4 separate regions of the Homo sapiens genome follow, and regions 2, 3 and 4 are each linked to region 1. The links are chromatin loops, found by intact Hi-C in ENCODE. Cell type or tissue: heart right ventricle. All regions are shown on one strand.

Region 1 (5,000 bases):
TCAAATCTTTTTTTGGGAAGGTCAGATAGTAAATATTTTAGGCTTTGTGGGCCACATGTGGTCTCTGTTGCTTATTTCTTTTTGTTTCTTTGCTTTTTCTATCACAGTTCTTCAAAAATGTAAAAACCATTCTTAATGGGCTATTTAAAAATAGACCATAAATTAGATTTGCTCTATTGGTTGTAGAGTGAATATAAGAAGATGGTACGTGAACACTTTTTATAAAACAAGGTTCATATGGGTGTCAGTCACTGCTCAGATCTTATTACCATGTGAAATATTTCTCCGTATTTTGTCTATATAGTTTAAAAATTGAAAATGCATAGGAGGTAGTTAATGCTAGAGATGGGTGGAGACCCTGTAGAAACTTACAGAATTGCAGAATTTTATTGCTGGAAGAAATCTTAGAGATTATTTAATATAAATCCCTTATTAATTTTACAGATAATATGACTAAAGGCCGGGCGCCGTGGCTCACGCCTGTAATCTCAGCACTTTGGGAGGCTGAGGCAGGCGGATCACGAGGTCAGAAGATCGAGACCATGCTGACTAACATGGTGAAACCCCGTCTCTACTAAAAATACAAAAAATTAGCTGGGCGTGGTGGCGGGCGCCTATAGTCCCAGCTACTCGGGAGGTTGAGGCAGGAGAATGGCGTGAACCTGGAAGACGGAGCTTGTAGTGAGCTGAGATCGCGTCACTGCACTCCAGACTGGGCGACAGAGCGAGACTCCGTCTCAAAAAAAAATAATAATAATAATAATATGACTAAAAGCTTGTAAACTCGTAAATATGATTAACTAACTAACTTACAAATCCTGGAGGGATAGCAGGCCTTCAAATGAATTCTTACGTAATTCAAAGAATTTTCACTGAGAATTCTGAAAAATGAAACAGTTATGGCTAGATCAAAATGCAAACTACAACTATTTGCTACACAGGACTAACTCCTGTATGTGGAGGAAAGCCGGGTAATGGTAATTTCTTTTTTTCTTTCTTTCCTTCCTTCCGTCTTTCTTTCTTTCTCTCTCTCTCTTTCTTTCTTTTCTTTCTCTCTTTCTTTCTTTTTTTTTTCTGAGACAGAGTTTCCCTCCATTGCACTCCATCACCCAGGCTAGAGTGCAATGGTGCAATCTTGGCTCACTGCAGCCTCTGCCTCCCAGGTTCAAATGATTCTCATCTCTCAGCTTCCTGGGTAGCTGGGATTGCAGGTATGCACCACCAGGCCCAATTAATTCTGTATTTTTAGTAGAGACATCACACCTGGCTAATTTTTTCTTTTTTCTTTTTTTTTGAGATGGAGTCTCGCTCTGTCGCCAGGCTGGAGTACAGTGGCATGATCTCCGCTCACTGCAACCTCCGCCTCCTGGGTTCAAGTGATTCTCCTGCCTCAGCCTCCTGAGTAGCTGGGATTACAGGCATATGCCACCACGCCTAGCTAATTTTTGTGTTTTTTTTTTTAGTAGAGACGGGGTTTCAACATGTTGGCCAGGATGGTTTCTATCTCCTGACCTCATGATCTGCCCGCCTCAGCCTTCCAAAGTGCTGGGATTACAGGCGTGAGCCACTGCGCCCGGCCTAATGTTTGTATTTTTAGTAGACACGGGGTTTTACCATATTGGCCAGACTGGTCACAAACTCCTGACCTCAGGTGATCCTCCCACCTCGGTCTTTCAAAGTGTTGGGATTTCAGGTATGAGCCACTGTGCCCAGCCCACAAACTTTCTGTTAGGTTTAGCCAACCCTTAGGCCAAGGCCACAAAAAATAGGAACTCCCTAAATGCCTGTTGCTGGTTCCAGTTTTCAGTGTGCCTCTGACATCTGTCCATTTTTGTGTAGTCACCCAAGTTCTCAGTTATATTTTAAATTTTTGTCTAGAGTTGATGGCTTTGACTTGCAGAATGGTCCGTTTGTTAAGTGTGTGAGGGGCTCAGTTTCCCATGCTGGAAGCGACAAGTTTAATATGAACTTTAATCATCAGATTCTTATTAATTTTTTTTTCCAGAGGGAGTCTTGTTCTGTTGCCCAGGATGGAGTGCAATGGCACGATCTCGGCTCACTGCAACCTCTGCCTCCCAGGCTCAAGCGATTCTCCTGCCTCAGCCTCCCAAGTAGCTAGGATTACAGGCACCCACCACCATGCCCAGCTAATTTTTGTATTTTTAGTGGAGACAGGGTTTCACCATGTTGTATACATGTTGGTCAGGCTGGTCTCAAACTCCTGACCTCAGATGAACCACCCACCTCTGCCTCCCAAAGAAAATTGTTCTTCTTGGTGGGTCCTATCAAACAGTACAAAGGTGTTTTGTGTACTCCTCGCCATCACTTTTACTCTGCTCTATTCTTCGTTATAGAACCTGATGATGTGTATGTTTGTGCGTGGTCTCTCTTCCCACTTTTAGTGGGAAGGAAAGCTCCTTGAAAGCACTGTGCCCTCACTGTGTACTGAATACCTCAGCTCTCTTCAAAAGGGGAGAATACAAGGAGAGGTGGGAAGGTGGAAGGTGTGCACACCAGGAAGGGGCTATCTCAGCAACTAGGCTTATGTACGAGCCAGCCCAATGAGCTCACAGAGAGATAAGTCATTGTGGCTTTTAACCACTGGGTGGCGCTGCTCACTAATTTTCCTAAAATCATGTCAAGACAGCAATTGCTTTTCAGCAACTCAATCCAGAACTCCAAGACCTAAATCCACACTCCAGGACCTGGCTTAAACTGCCATCTCGGTGGAGACACATCCCTGCACTGATCCCCTCACTCACAGCCAAGGGGCCCTATCACATTGACTTCCAACCCCTGCCCCCATGCCTAAGTGTGAAATTCATGATTAGACATTTAGTGAGGCCCCCCAGGTACAAAGGGCCCTGGATGGGAACAGGGTAAATTCGAAGACGTGGCCCCTGCCCTGAGACAGGCTTTTTGAACTGGCTTAAGATAAGCAGTAGATGTAATGGGTTAACCTCCCTCCTGTGCATCCAGAGTGGTGTTGGTTATGCATCATCCTAGGAGAACTGAGAAAGCAGTCACAAGTTGTCTGTGTTCTGTGGCTCGGATGAGAAACCTCACGCATATGATCTGGAGGGGACAGGGAGGATTCCTTGTTTTTTTTTTTTCTTTGGAGACAGAGTTTCAAGTGCAGTGGTGCAATCTTGGCTCACGGCAAGCTCCACCTCCTGGCTAAATAGAGATGGAGAACTTAAGAGACTTCATAGGAAGATTACATTTGCTGTAGCAAGTTGACTGAAACTGATGTTAAGAGTCCTGACCAGTTAGACATTAACCATATTTATGACTACCTTCTCATGGTAATTAGTTATCTGCAGTCTCCTGGAATTCCCTGCAAAAGACAATTCTGCCAACATTGAAGAGGTGCCACATTATGAAAAAAAATGTATCTTTGAAAACTGCAGTAAAGCAAAAAATTACTATGGTTTTTTACTATCTCTTTGAACTTTTTTTTTTTTTTTTTTGAGACAGAGTTTCACTCTTGTTGCCCAGGCTACTGGAGTGCAATGGTGCGACCGTGGCTCACCGCAACCTCCACCTCCCGGGTTCAAGCAATTCTTCTGCCTCAGCCTCCTGAGTAGCTGGGATTAGAGGCATGTGCCACCATGCCTGGCTAATTTTGTATTTTTAGTAGAGAGAGGTTTTCTCCATGTTGGTCAGGCTGGTCTTGAACTCCTGACCTCAGGTGATCTGCCCACTTCGGCTTCCCAAAGCTCTGGAATTACAGGTGTGAACCACTGCGCCCGGCTAAGACTCATTTTTTGATCAGAATGCAAGGGAGGAGCGAGGGGGAAGTTCTGAGTGTGTGCTAGGGGTGGAAATAACTGTTTCTTGATTCAAGTGATTTCTTGATTCTTTTGCTCATTACATGATTCCTTTTCCATCAGCATTTGTGTTGTAGTTGTGGGAACCGATAAGTGTCACCTGACTCTGTCTTGCCTCTTCCAGCAAGAACTTGCAAGACAGAAGCAGCGTTTCTCTGGCAAGGGAACCCATAAGCACCCAATCTCTGCTGTGAGCCAGGTCCAATACTAGGCACTTTACTTATGTTAACCAGTGTAATTCTCCCAATAACCTGTAATTGTTGGTGTTTCCATCTCCATTTTTTTTTTTTTTCGAGATGGAGTCTCGGTCTGTCACCCAGGCTGGAGTGCAGTGACATGATCTCGGCTTGCTGCAAGCTCCAGCACCTGGGTTCAAGGGATTCTCCTGCCTCAGCCTCCTGAGTAGCTGGAATTACAGGCATGCACCACCACGCCCAGCTAATTTTTGTATTTTTAGTAGAGATGGGGTTTCACCATGTTGGCCAGGATGGTCTCAAGCTCCTGACCTCAGGTGATCCTCCCACCTCGGCCTCTCAAAGTGCTGGGGTTACAAACAAGAGCCACTGCGCCGGCCAGGAAGCAAAATAATTGATGGCACTTTTGAGGACTCCAGGAAGGAGGGCAGTCCTGCCGCTCATTGCACAGCCTCTATCCCCTTCTCCAGCCCTCTGTCTCCCTCCCCTCTGGCTCTCAGGGGCAAAGCTGTTTCTCCTGGTTTGCTTGGAACAACTTCAGCCCTTCCTGTGAAGTCTCAGCTCCATGTCCTGGGGGAGTGTCCTTCCTTAACCAGGGTTGCCAATTCATTTTCTTAACAAAGGTTATTTCCTCCATGATAGGAATTCCTGCTTTAGCTGCTAAGAGATTAATACTGTTTTCCATTTTATTATGATGTTTGTTCCAGATCCTGTACCAGAAGCTGGCAGTTGTCACAGCAGCCCTGTAAGGTATCAGCGCCATTTTGCAGAAGAGGAAACTGGGCTCATAAATACCAGGCTCTGGAGAGATTTGAGGTCCCTTTCTGCATTTGCCCATTCCTTCTTCAAAGTCTCCTTGGCGAGAATCAAAGATACATGAATGGAGGCCAGGCTCTCCAGGGAGACCAGGTCATGCAAAAGGAGGTCTCAGGCTTTGAACTATTGCTTCTTTAGTCAGATGACCCCAATCTTTCAT
Region 2 (5,000 bases), 95 kb after region 1:
TAGATTAGAAACAATATTGCAATCTAGTGGAGGGGATGGTGGAGACTAATGCCACCCTTAAGGATACAAAAAATGCAAGGAAAATGGTTATTATCATATCTATTTAATTTGCAAGTCTGGCTTCTGCAGAAACTGGATGGATCCTAGAGAATGACTGTAGAACACTGTGAGCTCAACCAGGTAGTAACCTGATTGCAGCTTCTATAACCAGGTACTGACACATGCCAGGTATTAAGTACATGTTATGTACCTATTGATTTGGCAAATGCATTCTGTCCCATAACAAGTAGGAAAGAGGATAAGAAAAAGTTCCCATTCATAAGAATGGAAAATATTCACTTACAGTTTTCCTGTAGACTATTAACTCTCATCTTCTGCATACTGTAGTCTGAAGAGATCTGAATTTTCATGTATCTCTCAAAACAACACATTGATCCATTACATTGGTGACATCATGTTGATAGGGCATGATAGACAAGAAGTGGCCATATGTTGGACACTCTGTAAGACATATGTATTCCAGCTGGGTGCGGTGGCTCATGCCTGTAATTCCAGCACTTTGGGAGGCTGAGGCGGGTGGATCACCTGAGGTCGGGAGTTCAAGACCAGCCTGACCAACATGGAGAAACCCCATCTCTACTAAAAATACAAAATTAGCCAGGCATGGTGGCACATGCCTGTAATCCCAGCTACACAGGAGGCTGAGGCAGGAGAATCGCTTAAACCCAGGAGGTGGAGGTTGCGGTGAGCCGAGATTGCGCCATTGCACTCCAACCTAGATGACAAGAGCGAAACTCCATCTCAAAAACAAAAAGAAAGAAAGAAAGAAAAATACAAAGAAAAAAACGTATGTATTCCATGAGGTGGGAGATAAATCTTTTAACTATTTATGGACTTGTCATTTCAGGAAAGGTTTTATGAGTCCAGTTGTCAGGGGCATACAGGGATATCTCCTTCAAAGTGAAAAACAAATTAACATAATGTATTAGCACAAGGATAGGAAAATAAACCATTGGAACAGAACAGAAATTCCAAAAGCAGACCACAAAATCATTGAAATCAATAAACCGAGTAAAGCAGATTGCCCTCTCTAATGTGGTGGGCTTCATTCAATTAGTTGAAGTTCTGAATACAACAAAAAGCCTGACCCTCCTGCCTGTAAGAGGGAATTCCTCTTGCCTGATTGCCTTCACACTGGGACATAGGTTTTTCTCCTGCCTTTGAACTTAAACTGAAACATCATCTCTTCCTGGGCCTTAAGCCTGCCCATTCTCAGGTCTTTGAACTCAAACTGGGACTACACTAGCAGCTCTCCTGGGTCTCCAGCTTGCCAGCTCACCCTGCAGATCTTGGAACTTGTCAGCCTTCATAATTAAATGAGCCAATTCTCTAATTTCTTATTTTTTATACACACACCATTGGTTCTGTGTCTCTGGGGAATCCTGACTTATACAATGGTCTTACCAATGAGTTGCCAAGGTCCATTGGGTATTCATGTGGCAAAAAATAAATCTTGAATCCTTCTTCACACCAAACATAAAAATCAACTCCAGATGGATTGTAATTTAAATATTAATGCTAAAACAATAAAGCTTCTACAAGTTAACATAGGAGGATATCTTTATTGCCTTAGGATAGGGGAAGATTTCTCATTAGATCACGAAAGGCCTAACTGTATATAAAAGATTGAAGCATGTGACTCTCTTAAAAGGAAAAACAATTGTGAAAATCCATTAAAGCATTCTGCTCTATCAAAGGAGGCTGTGACCACTCATTTCTGAGAAATATCTGTCATGTGAAAACATAATCACATGATTATGCATAATCCTAAGCATAATCCCTGGGTGCTTCCAACTCCTGGTCACCCATCTGGAGATACAACTTCTCCATAAGCCCCTCAATCAACAAGTGAACCACTCGTTTGTGTACCCTAAACCTTTCAAGTAACCATAGGCAACCCTGGGCTGAGAACTCACATGACACCACCATAGTTAAAATGTCTTGCATCAGCACCTCCAATGTTCCCATGGTCCAGTCTGCCTATAAAAAGGAGAGACAACAGCTCATACCCCAGAAGGAGGCCAGGAGTTGTGAGTTTCCAAGCCCCAGCTCACTCTGACCACTTCTCTGCCTGCCCAGCATCATGAAGGGCCTTGCAGCTGCCCTCCTTGTCCTCGTCTGCACCATGGCCCTCTGCTCCTGTGCACAAGGTGAGTCTGTCATCCATGTGCTTTGATGGCTCCCTGGGCAGAAGTCAGGCGACATCTTCCAAGTGCTGTGGCCTGAAAACCCTCGTGTGAAATTAGGGATCCTCAAATGGGGTTTCAAAGTGACATCATTGTTTTCTTCAAGAAGGTTGAAAAGCAGTCTATTGATCTGGGCAGCAGGATGGGAGTCAGAGAAGTTTTATCCTACTGAGATAAATGAGATGGTTGAAGTCTAATTCATTGGGTTATTAGCGTGAGGTAGAATCTAGGTCTATTTAGTTCTCACTGGTGCTGGTAAGTTTTACAATGACCTCAGCAGTCTCCTAGAGTTCAACCCCTTGGGTAACATAAAAGATGTCTATACTTTTCTCAGCTATCTTGTGATTTAATCTATTAGAAAAAAAATTCCCCAAGGAGAGTTAGGAGAAGGGCATAGACTATTCAGGGAGCTTGATTCCCTGTAGCGTAAAATAAAGACTAAAATGGAGAGACAAGACTAGGGAAATTAAGGAGAAACAAACAAAAAGCCAGATTATTTCCAGCTTTCTTTTCCTGCAGGCCTCAACTCTGAGCTATGCTGTCTCCCTTTGCTCCTTTGTGACCCGCCTGGGCTTCTTCTCCTGAGCAACTCCTGTTGTCTTTGTTCCCTCAGATAAGATTCACACCCCATGCATCTGCTGCTTCTCCTACACCTCCCAGTAGATGCACTGCAAATTTTCGGTTGCCTATTATAAAACCAGTGGTGAGCGGTCTTAAAATTAAAATCCTATGATATATTTTAATTACTTTATACAGTCAATATTCATTTAGTTTTCATCACATATTTGCTCTTCCTGTCCTCTTAAATTCTTCTGCATCTCTGAGCTCCATCTGCAATCACTTTTCTTCTGCCTAAAGGAATCCTCTTAGTATTTTCATTACTGTGGGTCTTCTGATAGTGAAGTCTCCATTTTTTGCTTGCTTGGAAATGTCTTCATTTTACCTTCATTTTACCTTCACACTGGATATGAAAGTCCATAGTAGCTCCCACCTCCTACTTGTGCTTACGTGCTCCTTGTCCCTTGTCCCATGGGTTGTCTCCTCCATATGCCCTATTTGCAGACAGAAGGACTGATGCTGACATTACGCCAGGGTAAGAGCACCAGCTGCTGGAGTCAGCAAATTTGCAGTGGATATGGAGAAACATAAGAGAGGCAGGAGACAATGGGGTGCCTTAACCGTGAGGGAACCAGCATCCAGAACCTGAGAAAAACCAAGTAAATTTCTTCCACTCTTGAAAAGGGACCAGCAAGAAGTTGATGAAGACCTCACTGCTCAGGACTGTGAAGTAGGGCACAAAAGGAACTAAGGAAGTCAGGCATTCATCCTTGACTTTGAGTGTTTCTTTTAAATCTCTGCCTCTGTCTTACTCTCACTCCCTTGCTCCCTCTTCAGGGAGTATAGCTCTTGGAATGGCTGGCCTTTGTTCCATCTCTTTTGGGTAGGAACTTCATTCAGTCTACAGAGACTTTTCCCAGCAAGAGACCATCGTCTCTAAATCGCTGTAGGAGTAGAGCTTCTCAGGAGAACTGAAGGAACTCTGCCACTTCCTCACCCTAGGAACCAACTAGACCCAGAGTTTGCATCTTGTGAATGACTGAGTTAGGCCCCAGTTTTCCCAACTAACAATGGGTCCTAGCCCTCTCCTGCCTTTCAGATCTAGGTTAGATATCTAAGTCCTCAGAAAATAGCCCAGAACATTTTGAAACCTTTTGTGAAGTTCTTTGATTTTACTTAGAGAATCTTAATCCACAAGAATTAAGTGATATGGCTTAAATGTCTGTCCAGAGCATAGGGAAACAACTCTAAAATGAAGAAAGGACAAGGGTCAAGAGAGTCTCACGGGACAGATGAGACTTGTGAGCTGAGGGCCATGGAGAGGAGATGGAGGGCACCAAAGAAGACCTGTTCAGTGTTGGGCAGGCAGAGGAGTGTAGGCAATGCCAAAACAGGACTGGGCACTCACTGCCACCTACATCGTTCTGGGGTCCAAGCCATGTCCTCAACCCTTTACAGGCAACTCTAAACCATGAGGAGCTGGAGACTGGGGATGACCAGAGGGGAAGATGTTAAGTGCATGGTGTCTTGCTCTGAGTTGTACATGTTGGGGTACCTTGGGTCCCCCAGGGGTTCAGGATGTACAAGAGCAACTCAACTGCTCACTTGTTGGGGCTGAATGTGCAGAAATGTTTTTGACAGTGAGAGAGGGTGAGATGTTAGTGTTGAAGTCATACGTACAAGGAGAGATCTTCAGATTAACACTTCCACCACAGAGCAGCTCTCTAATGCTGTGCTGCAGCTCCTCTGACCACATGGTGTGATGTAAATGGTCATGCCACAGCGTTCTGGGCAGCACAAGTCACATTTAAACCACACCCTGGGTGAAAAGGACCATTACATCGTGTTAATCGGAGTGCTTCTAAGAAATGCTTAACTCATGAGGAGGACGTCAAGAATTGGTGTTACCAAGAAGCCAAGCTTAGCTGGTACCTTCTATCAAGAACAGATCTATTTGTGAATGGCACCATGGTCATTTCCTCCTATGGAACAGATATTTCTAGTGTTGTGTTTCCATTGCACAGAAGTGACATGTAAGATGATACCCCAGAATCTTAAGTAGTTCGAGTTGTGTTTGATCCAGACCCAAATGGACAGAATGGAATAGGGAAAGTCTGGACTATGGGAATGACAAGAATGATGGGGCCAGGCTTTTAACTGCTGTTTGATTCATTGAACATTCATAGCTCCCTACAA
Region 3 (5,000 bases), 100 kb after region 1:
TGGAACTCCCCAAGGAGAGATGGGATGGGAAATAGTTTGCTCAGAAAACTAAATTTCCAGTAAAGAGACATAGAGACCCAGAACCAAGACAGCCAGAGAATGAGAAACACCAAGAGAAAGATGCAGAAATTAAAATGTCAGGGAAAAGAAGAAATGCCAGCTTCCTTCTGGATCTCTTTGTCCCTATATCCCCACCCCAAGCGGTGATATCTCCCAGTTCTTCCTGACTCTCAAGGAAAGGGACCAGGAGCAGCTGGCTTGCCTTGTGAACAATGACTTGGGATCTTTCTGTCCTGTCTCTTGCAGTTGGTACCAACAAAGAGCTCTGCTGCCTCGTCTATACCTCCTGGCAGATTCCACAAAAGTTCATAGTTGACTATTCTGAAACCAGCCCCCAGTGCCCCAAGCCAGGTGTCATGTAAGTGCCAGTGCTCCTGCCCACCCCTCGGGAGGGAGGATGGGAGGTTTGGGGTGAGGTCCCCTCAGAGTACTCAGCTCTCTAAGGCCCATCAAGGTAAAGGACTCCAGGGGAGGCCCCTGCAGTGTTTTGTGACCTGGCCTGGGGCCTGCAGAGTCCTGAAGGGCCTGCCCCTGGGCAGAGGGAAGAGAGCAGACATGACAACAGGAAGTTTGCTTCCTGAGGAACCCCATCTGAGACATTTGGGGAAGGCCTGTGAACCCCGAAGTTAAGGGGAAATTTTACGGGCACGAGGACAGGCCCTGAGATGCCTGGGACAGAGAAGGACGCAGGGGCCACAGGATTCCCCTGATGAATTCGTCAGTTCTTAACTCTTCCTCCCTTCTCCACAGCCTCCTAACCAAGAGAGGCCGGCAGATCTGTGCTGACCCCAATAAGAAGTGGGTCCAGAAATACATCAGCGACCTGAAGCTGAATGCCTGAGGGGCCTGGAAGCTGCGAGGGCCCAGTGAACTTGGTGGGCCCAGGAGGGAACAGGAGCCTGAGCCAGGGCAATGGCCCTGCCACCCTGGAGGCTACCTCTTCTAAGAGTCCCATCTGCTATGCCCAGCCACATTAACTAACTTTAATCTTAGTTTATGCATCATATTTCATTTTGAAATTGATTTCTATTGTTGAGCTGCATTATGAAATTAGTATTTTCTCTGACATCTCATGACATTGTCTTTATCATCCTTTCCCCTTTCCCTTCAACTCTTCGTACATTCAATGCATGGATCAATCAGTGTGATTAGCTTTCTCAGCAGACATTGTGCCATATGTATCAAATGACAAATCTTTATTGAATGGTTTTGCTCAGCACCACCTTTTAATATATTGGCAGTACTTATTATATAAAAGGTAAACCAGCATTCTCACTGTGACGACTCTGTTGATTTTGTTTCACTAATCGGAATCACAGACTGAGAGGAATTCTGGGGGAGGAGTAGGGAAATATGAAAAGGGGCAGAAACAGCAAGATAGGGACCAAGTACTTCTACAGTCATACCAGACATTTCCCTGGAGATACTTTCCTGAAAAGTTGAAACAGACACCATTAGTTTATAAACCATATTGTAACTGAAATGTGATAGAAAAATTTTCTACTTAAATGAATATCAAGATGACGCTGCAATGCATATTTACGCACACAAGCTCATTTTCATAAATGAAGCTTTCCTCAGAATGATGGCTAACATCTGTTGAGGTCTTACCAAGTGCTGGGTTTTGGGCTAAGTACTTATATTAGTAAAAGTCTAGCAAATACTGCCCATAGTCTAGCAAGGACTCCTTACCTGGAAGTTGCTGAAAGCCTTGGTAATGTTATCTTTGTTCTCCACTCTGCTTTTGGGGAGGATGTTTTCCATGACTATACGAGATGAGGCTTGGGGCTGGGTGGCCAGAGTTAGCAAATAAAAATACAGAATGGATACTATTTTAGTGTAAGTATATCCCATGCAATATTTGGGACCTACTTGTACCAAAAATGATTTGTTCTTTTTCTGAAACTCGAATTTAACAGGGTATCCTAAATTGTATCTGGCAACCCTCTGAAGAAGGAATACTGCTTATAGAGGTGTCTGTTTCCTGTTGGAGATGTCTGTTGATTTTGGCTTAAGTGTAGAACAGGGCTTTGGCTTAAGTGTAGAACAGGGCTTTGGCTTAAGTGTGGAACACGGCTTCTCAACCTTGAATTCACATTAGAATCACTTAGGAGAGCTTTTAAAAATTCTAATGCCAGGTCCTCACCTCCAAAGTTATGAATTTAATTGGATTGATGTGGGGGCCTGGCATCAGTAATTTAAAAACTCCCCAGGGGATGTTAATGCACAGCCAAGTTTGAGAACCACTGTTGGTGTGGGGTCACAGGCTGTTTTTAACCAGCATTAAGGTTTCAGAGGCACTGCAACTCCGTTCTAATTTTTGAAGGCATCTGATCTAGTTATTTTTGGTTCATTCCATTGGATGGTTAATCATAAGCAGAAAATCTATCAGATACAGTTATTTCTAGAACTGGGTTTTTAACACGTCTCTTCCAGCACAGCACTGGGAGCTCTGTGGTCATCCCTTCCGCCGCCCACCGGCTCCCCCATTGTATTGACTCCACATTGCCCCCTGCTGGTGAAACAAGTGCGAAGGTCAGCGTCTTTAGCTCCCTGCCTCTGATGAATACAGCTGCACCTTCACAAAGAGCACAGCTGTTCATTGTGATGGTTAATGTTACGCGTCAACTGGACTAAGCTAAGGGATACCCAGGTAGCTGATAAACATCATTTCTGAGTGTGTCTGTGTGGTGTTCCAGAAGAGATTAGCATCAGAAGACTAAAGAAGATCTGCCCTCACCAATGCAGGCAGGCATCATCCAATTCACTGAGGTCCCAAATAGAACAAAAAGGCTGAGGAAGGGTGACTTTGCTGTCTGCGTTTGAGCTGGGACATCCATCTTCTCCTGCCCTCTGACATCCACGCTTCCGATTCTTGAGCCTTCAGACTCAGACAGGGACTTGTACCATCACCTACCCTTCTTGACCCCTTCTCAGGTCTGTGAACTTGGACCAGGACTGACAACTTTGGCTGCCCTGGTTCTCAGGCCTTCAGACCAAATCACACCACTGGCTTTCCTGGTTCTCCAGCTTGCAGATGGCAGGACTTCTTGGCTTCCGTAATTGTGGGAGCCAATTCCCCTAATAAATATCTCGGTATTTATATCTATATCAACATTGGTATCCAATCTATATCTATAGAGAGAAATAGCCTACTGTTTCTGTTTTTCTGGATAACTGACTAATACATTCATTTTATCATCAAGATAAATATTTACAATGTGGGATCTGAGAAGGAGGTGGATTTGGCTGCTTCGGGACCTGCTTTCCTGTCCTGCCTAATCTCTCACCTCCTCATTTTTGCTTATATTAACATTAGCTTGGACTGGAAAATTCTGCTCTTCTAGTCCTGCAAGCTCCAGATCACAGGATTCTTAATTAGCTTGGTTTTCAGGCAGCAAGCAGAAAGTACATTTCTTTAAAAAACTACTTTTTTTCCCCTTCTCTGCTATCAGAAGAATCAGTTTCAAAGTAAGTTAATTTCTTTCTTAGTGGGCCTTACTAAGACTGATGCAAGAAATAGTCTCCAATACCCTGAATTTTCGTTTTTGATAAAACTTTGGCTCGAAGATGGACTTAGAATATATAACAGGCCATGGGGGTAACCGGCAATTTTGGTAACTAGAGGTATCCCCACTGACTTTGACCTTAGCTACTGCCTTCAGCCAGTTCCACGTTTGGGGACCCATACTTACAACATTGCAGTCTATGTTAGTTAGGGATGGTTTAAGTCACAGTGTCAGAAAAATAACTCAATCTGGCTTAAATGATAAAGGGAACTTATTAGTTCACATAACTGAAGCTTCAAGAAATAGAATTAGTTTCAGGCAAAACTTGATTCAGTGGTCCTTGTTTCGCTATGGACTATACATGTCTTTCTGAATTTCTGATCTCCCTGCATTTGAGAGCTTCATCCTAGAAAGAAGTTACTATATTCATCCTAGTTACTCTATTGGCAGAATAGCTTCCAGAAACTTCCAGAGCAAATTGGGAAGACAATGTCTGTATCCTCGTATTTTGAGCCAAGAGCCTGAGTTCCACTTTTATTGGTCTGGCTGGCTTGGATTAAGAGCCCATCTCTTAACCCAGGGGCCAGCAAACTATGGCCATTGGGCCCAATTTGACCTACTACCTGTTTTTGTATGGCCTGCGAGCTAAGATGTTTTTACATTTTAAGTCATTGAAAACATCCAAAAGAAGATTATTTTGAGAAATATGAAAATTGTATGAAATTGGAGTTTTAGTGTCCATAAAAAAGTTTTATTGGAATGCAGTTGGGTTTATTTGTTTCTGTATTGTTTACAGCCCACAGTCTAGCAAGGACTCCTTACCTGGAATGAATCATATTTTCATACGACAAAGCAGAGCTGAGTAGTTGTGAAAGACACTGTATGACCCACAAAACCTGAAGTAGTTTCCATTTGGTCCTTTACAGAGCAAGTTTGCCAACCTGTATCTTAATTCATCTTTGTGGCCAGAGAAGTGGATTTACTGATTTGTTTCAGCTGATCAATGTCTATAACAAGCAATGTTGATGGGCTGAAAACCACACAGACTACCAGAGGGGTTGCTTTTCCGAAGAATCATGTAAGGATAAAAGAGAAAGAAAGAGAGAAAGACCTTGGAACCCAACTAGTATCTACCAAATGTATGTAACTTTCTCATATTAATTCTGTCTTTATATGTGAAGATGACCAATCCCCTGCCTGTGATTACATCACATCAAGCATGTTCTTCCCAAATTGGGGGTTCAATTCAGACTCTCCTGTTATATGCCAGTTGTCTTAGGGATTTTCTCACTTTATTCAACACTATACTCAATTTTTACATTAATAATGCAGTAATAATATACCCCTTTGCCATTCTGTATTTTCCTGTATAATAATAATTATTATTGTTATTATTATTATTTTTTGAGACAGTTTTTGTTCTTGTCGCCC
Region 4 (5,000 bases), 180 kb after region 1:
CTTCTTTCACATTAAGTCCATGATCCATTTGGAAGAGATTTCTGTGTGTGGTGTGGGGTAGGAGTCAAGGTTCCTTTTTGTTTACATGAATAAGCCAATCAAGCCAGCTACCTTTACTGAAAAAGCATTCTTTCCCTCTTTGAACTACAGCGGCTCCTTTGTCATAAATTATGAGATGGTGTGTTTTTGTTACACTGATCTATTTGGTATCTTGCACTGCTGTTCCATTTACTGCCACATTATAATAAATCCTGATAAATGGTAGCTTAAGTCCCTCAACTTTGTTTAAGACTGTCTTGATTATTCTTGCCTTTTGGAATTTTCATATAAGTTTTAGAATCAGTTTATCAATTTTCATGAAAAATCCTTCTAAGATTTTGACTGAGATTGTATTAAATTTATTGTTGAATTTGGGGAAAACTGACAGCTTTATAATAATGAATCTTCTAATCCACAAACACGGCACATCCCTCCATTTATTAAGGTACCTACAAATTTTTGTTTGTAATATCGTGTAATTTTCTGCACAAGATTTGTTAGATTTATCTCTAGGTAATTGATGGTTTTGACGATATCTTAAAGGGCATTTGAAAATGTTATTTTCTATATGTAATACTTGAAAGCTGTTAATTGGGTCTCTCCTCTGGTCAGGCATCTGTGTGCACCAATGCAGAAAAGACGGGGACTACAAGGAAGGAAAATGTTGCATCAGGAAGGGCTGCTGGCACATCTTTGTTCCCCCTCCCCAAAACCTCATCCCCAAGCAGGTGAGTCCTGACTCTCCCCACCTGGCCTGACCGAGACTGATTAAAGATTTGGTGATACCTGGATTTTCACAGTAGTGCGGTCACCCACAAATGTGACAGAAATGTCCCCAAAGGCCTGAGGGCTCCTTCTGCTCTCACCCTTCCTGAGGGAAGGGCTGATCCTAAGACCCATTACCCCCACATTTTCAAGTATGAGAATCCTGAAAAGAAAAATCATTTCATATTTCCCAAGGAATAGATATTCATTATAGTGAAGTCAGATATATAGAACAAAGAGATGGTAAAACTTGCTCATAATCTCATTACCAGCAGATAAATATAGTTACATGTTTTGTCACGTCCTTTCATACTTTGATCCATGGGGTGTGTGTGCAAAATAATCAAGGCATCACACTCTACATAATTTTGGACCTCTTCTTTTTTTTTTCACTCACCAATATACAGTAAACAGCTTTCCCTGTCAGTGGATGTATTTCTACAATTTCATTTTCCCCCCAAGGTTTCACATCATTCTCACCATGTAGATATACCATATTTTATTTACTAATTCTTGACCAATAGATATTTAGACTTCAAAAGATTCCTTAGAATGAAATCTTTCCATGCACAGTTGATTGTTTCATCAGGAAATATTCTTTGAAGTGTTTCTAGGTGAAAATGCATGCATTTTTTACATTTTAATTTTATTTAATTTTTTAGAGATCCCTAAAAAATTAGGAATCCCTGTTGCCTAGGCTGGTCTCAAATTCCTGGGCTGAAGCTATCCTCCCACCTCAGCCTCCTAAGTAGCTGGGATTGCAGACACATGCCACTGTGCCTGGCCAGCATGCACGCTTTTTAAACTCCAAAAATACATTGCCAAATTGCTGTTACGAGGGTACATTTTTTTATGCCAAAAAGTTTTGATCAACCTCAAAATACTGGCTATAGTTTAATTTTTCACTATTTGACAGTAGGTGTAATTTCATCTGAGTTTACAATTTTAAGTCACATACATTAAAAAAAAAAAAAAACCTCAGTTACGTTTGTGAAATATTTACTTGTTTGGAGGAATGTTTCAGCAATCTTTTGTAATAAGTTGGAATCCCCCAGAGTGGGAAAAGGATGAATGAAACACATATTTAGCACCCGCTTTGTTTCAGATCTTTTCAAATACATTTTTTTTTAATCTTGAGAGCTTTTTATGATGTGTGGATTTATAGCACCCACATTTTACAGATGAGGAAACTGAGAAATAAACAAAATGTCTTTTTCTTTTGCTTACCTTACCATGATTCCTCTCCACTCTCTCCTTTAAGTCACTGGGCTTATATTGCAAATGGTGATCCCAGGAGGCCACTGTAGCTAATGGTGTCCCCCAGTTTGCAATAAAGATTTCTGTCATCTCCCTCTCCCGCTGGGTTCAGAAACAAAGCCTGGGATGGCGGCAGGCCCATTGCGCCATCTACTGGCAATCACTGTGCAGTGCATGACCTTCCCACTGCAGTACTGGCTGGAGCAGATGAGGTGGAAATATCTGTAAATTTCACATCTGCATTTACTCTTCATAACAGCTTTCTGAAGTAAATATTGTATCCTTATTTCAAATGCATGGAAACTGGGTCTTTGAGAGATGAAATGTGTCCCACATCAAGCAGTTGGTAAATGGCAAAGCTGATCTCTTTGCCACCAAAGCCAGAACACTTTTCAGCACAGCATGCTGCCTCCCCGAATGAAGTAATCATGAGGAGCTGCTGTCCACATGCTTCTGCCTTTTCCTCCAAACCACTCAAACTATAAGATAACAGCAAAAGAAATACCCAGCGTCTTTGCACAGAGCGGCCACAAATGCTTTCTGCTGTGGCAGCTGCTGACTCATCCACAGGACCGTTTCTTCCACCTCAGACCCATGCGTTCCTGCTCTCTGCCAAGTCCGAACTGGAGAAAACAAATTCTGTCCCAGTGGGGTTTCCCATCTTTGGCTGGCTGGCTGGACTTCCTCCACAACCACTCTCTCGCCTTCTAAGCAGGAGCTGGGTGAGACATGAGATCATGGGGGCATCCGACAGCGACAGCCATTTCTGGGGCCGTCATCATAGTCCAAGCCCCACCGAGACTGGCAGCAGTATAGCATTGTGAGGGGGGCTGAAGTCAGATAGACTCGATTCAAACCCTGCACCCTCCTTTTCCTAGTTCTGTGGCTTTGTGCAAGTGAATCAAACTCCCAGAGCCTCTTTCATTCTAAAATGGAGACAATAGTTTCTACTTGTAGGGTTGTTCTGAGACTTGAATAAGGTTGTACAATCACCTAGCTCTTAGTGCTTATTTATTGAGTACATAGCAAGTGCTCGATAAATGGTAGTGTGAAGTTGGCACTAGGTATGTACCTTCTCTGAACCTCCCTTGGTCAGTAAGGAACATTAGCATCGTGTGGGGGTTAAGATCCTGAGGTCTGGAGTCAGACAGACATCCTTTGGATCTGGACTCTGCCACTTGCTAGCCATGGGACCATCTTGTGGCCTTGTGTCTCCTCTCTGTGGACCTCAAAACGAGTCTTTATTCAAAGCCCAGGGCCCTGCCTAATATTAAGGCTTTAGATACATATTTTCAAATTGCCTCATGAGGGCCCTTTTAAAACATCAGAAATGTTAAATTACTCATAGGATAGCTAAATTTGTAGTAATAAAGTATCTGCATACATGCCTAATGGATTCAGTAATGCCACTAAATAGGAGTTTGTGTTATTTACAGCAGTCTCTACTTATATTTGAAAAGAATAAAACATCACTTATTAATTTTACAGACAATGTGTGGGTTACATATGGACTTGTGAATCTCATGCATTACCCGTGTTGTCCCCCAGATACATACAGTCACTGTGGGAACAAACACCACCCTGAGTACCTGCTGCTTGCTAGGGATTTTCATGGAGGTTATGGCATTTAAACCTGAAACAGGGCCAGGCATGGTGGCTCATGCCTGTAATCCCAGCATTTTGGGAGGCTAAGGTGGGTGGACCAGTTGAGCCCAGGAGTTCAAGCCCAGGCTGGCCAACATGGTGAAACTCTATCTCTACCAAAAATACAAAAATTAGCTGGGTGTGGTGGCATATGCCTGTAATCCCAGCTACCCGGGAGGCTGAGGAATGATAATCGCTTCAACTCAGGAGGCAGAGGCTGCAGTGAGCTGAGATCACACCACTGCACTCCAGCCTGGGCAACAGAGCTACACTCCATCTCAAAACAAAGCAAAGCAAAACAAGAAAAGACAAGAAAAGAAAACCTAAAACAACTCTGCAGAATAATTGTTATTATCACCATTTTATACACGTGGAAACAGGCTCCGAGGGGCTCAATGAATTTCCCAGAGTTCTACAGATAATAAGGGGCAGAGCCAAGATCCTGACCCTCATCTGTCTGTGTAGCATGAGAGAAATATCCACCGTGGACTGTATTTGAAAATATTCACAGATACTAGGTTAATGCTATATAAAGTATATTATACCTAACCTTTTATAACATATTTTTTCATTTAACAATAATTGTGAATAGATACTTCTATCAACCTACAAATCTACCTACTTTATCCTTTTAAAGGACTATGTCATACTCCATTAAATGAATTTACTATAATCTATTTAACCAACATTCCTTTAGTGAACATTTTAATGGTTTGCAATTTTTTGTCCTTGCATATAATGCTGAAATGAACTGGATCATATGCAAGTATTTTTGTACACCTCTAGAAGTGATTTTTTAAAATTCCTAAGAGTGAGATGATAAAATTAGTTACAAACATTTACTAACACATACTACCAAATCAGGCAGCATAATAAAAGATCATCAAATTTTTATTCATTCACTTAGCAAATACTTATGTCATGCTTGTGCTGTGCTAGGTACTGCTCCCAGAGCTTGACTCCTCATGACATCCTGAGATGAGAACTTTAATGATTCTGTTTTATACATAAGAAGACTGTGGCTCAGAGAGACAAAGTAACTTGGCAGAAGTTAGACAGAAAATAGCTGGTTTGGAAACCAGGGTCTGCAGCACCCAGGCACTTGATGACTATGTTGTCCTTCCTGATTTATTAAGGCTTTATTCCCAGAATTACTCAAATCCTAAAGAATAAATCTTATTTGATGGGAGTATCAAATGAGATTTTAAGGGGGAAAATATTAACATTAACATTATATGTTTTAAAATAAGATTTTTTATTTTTCCAGAAAAAAATCTTAAAAATTAAATCATTTG

The links. Peaks named below come from ENCODE experiments on the same cell type or tissue, not always from the same donor. Only the 100,000 strongest peaks of a DNase experiment are listed, where the experiment ranks them.
Region 2: a loop joins it to region 1, with 2.1 times the contacts of the local background. A loop is called at or near these places in 57 of 110 quality-filtered maps.
Region 3: a loop joins it to region 1, with 3 times the contacts of the local background. A loop is called at or near these places in 57 of 110 quality-filtered maps.
Region 4: a loop joins it to region 1, with 12 times the contacts of the local background. A loop is called at or near these places in 89 of 110 quality-filtered maps.

What each region holds. Positions count from the first base shown.
Region 1 is chr17:35,967,091-35,972,090 of GRCh38, forward strand. No RefSeq gene overlaps it. Among named protein-coding and RNA genes, the nearest start is that of CCL16, 12 kb to the right of the region's middle. In heart right ventricle, CTCF peaks have their summits at 2,603 (motif pointing right) and 2,804; a DNase peak (open chromatin) is centred at 2,611.
Region 2 is chr17:36,062,200-36,067,199 of GRCh38, forward strand. It overlaps CCL18 (C-C motif chemokine ligand 18), which reads left to right and starts at 2,073. Exons shown (of 3, transcript NM_002988.4): 1 at 2,073-2,210. The coding sequence starts at 2,144. In heart right ventricle, no CTCF peak of the experiment used is centred here; no DNase peak of the experiment used is centred here.
Region 3 is chr17:36,070,141-36,075,140 of GRCh38, forward strand. It overlaps CCL18 (C-C motif chemokine ligand 18), which reads left to right. Exons shown (of 3, transcript NM_002988.4): 2 at 307-418; 3 at 811-1,892. The coding sequence ends at 901. It overlaps CCL3-AS1 (CCL3 antisense RNA 1), which reads left to right and starts at 4,473. Exons shown (of 3, transcript NR_186417.1): 1 at 4,473-4,708. In heart right ventricle, a CTCF peak has its summit at 2,572 (motif pointing left); a DNase peak (open chromatin) is centred at 2,561; H3K27me3 peaks cover 16 bases.
Region 4 is chr17:36,146,929-36,151,928 of GRCh38, forward strand. It overlaps LOC101927369 (a long non-coding RNA gene), which reads right to left and starts at 2,116. Exons shown (of 3, transcript XR_243796.5): 1 at 2,032-2,116. In heart right ventricle, a CTCF peak has its summit at 2,222 (motif pointing left); DNase peaks (open chromatin) are centred at 2,203 and 2,715; H3K4me3 peaks cover 432 bases; H3K27me3 peaks cover 334 bases.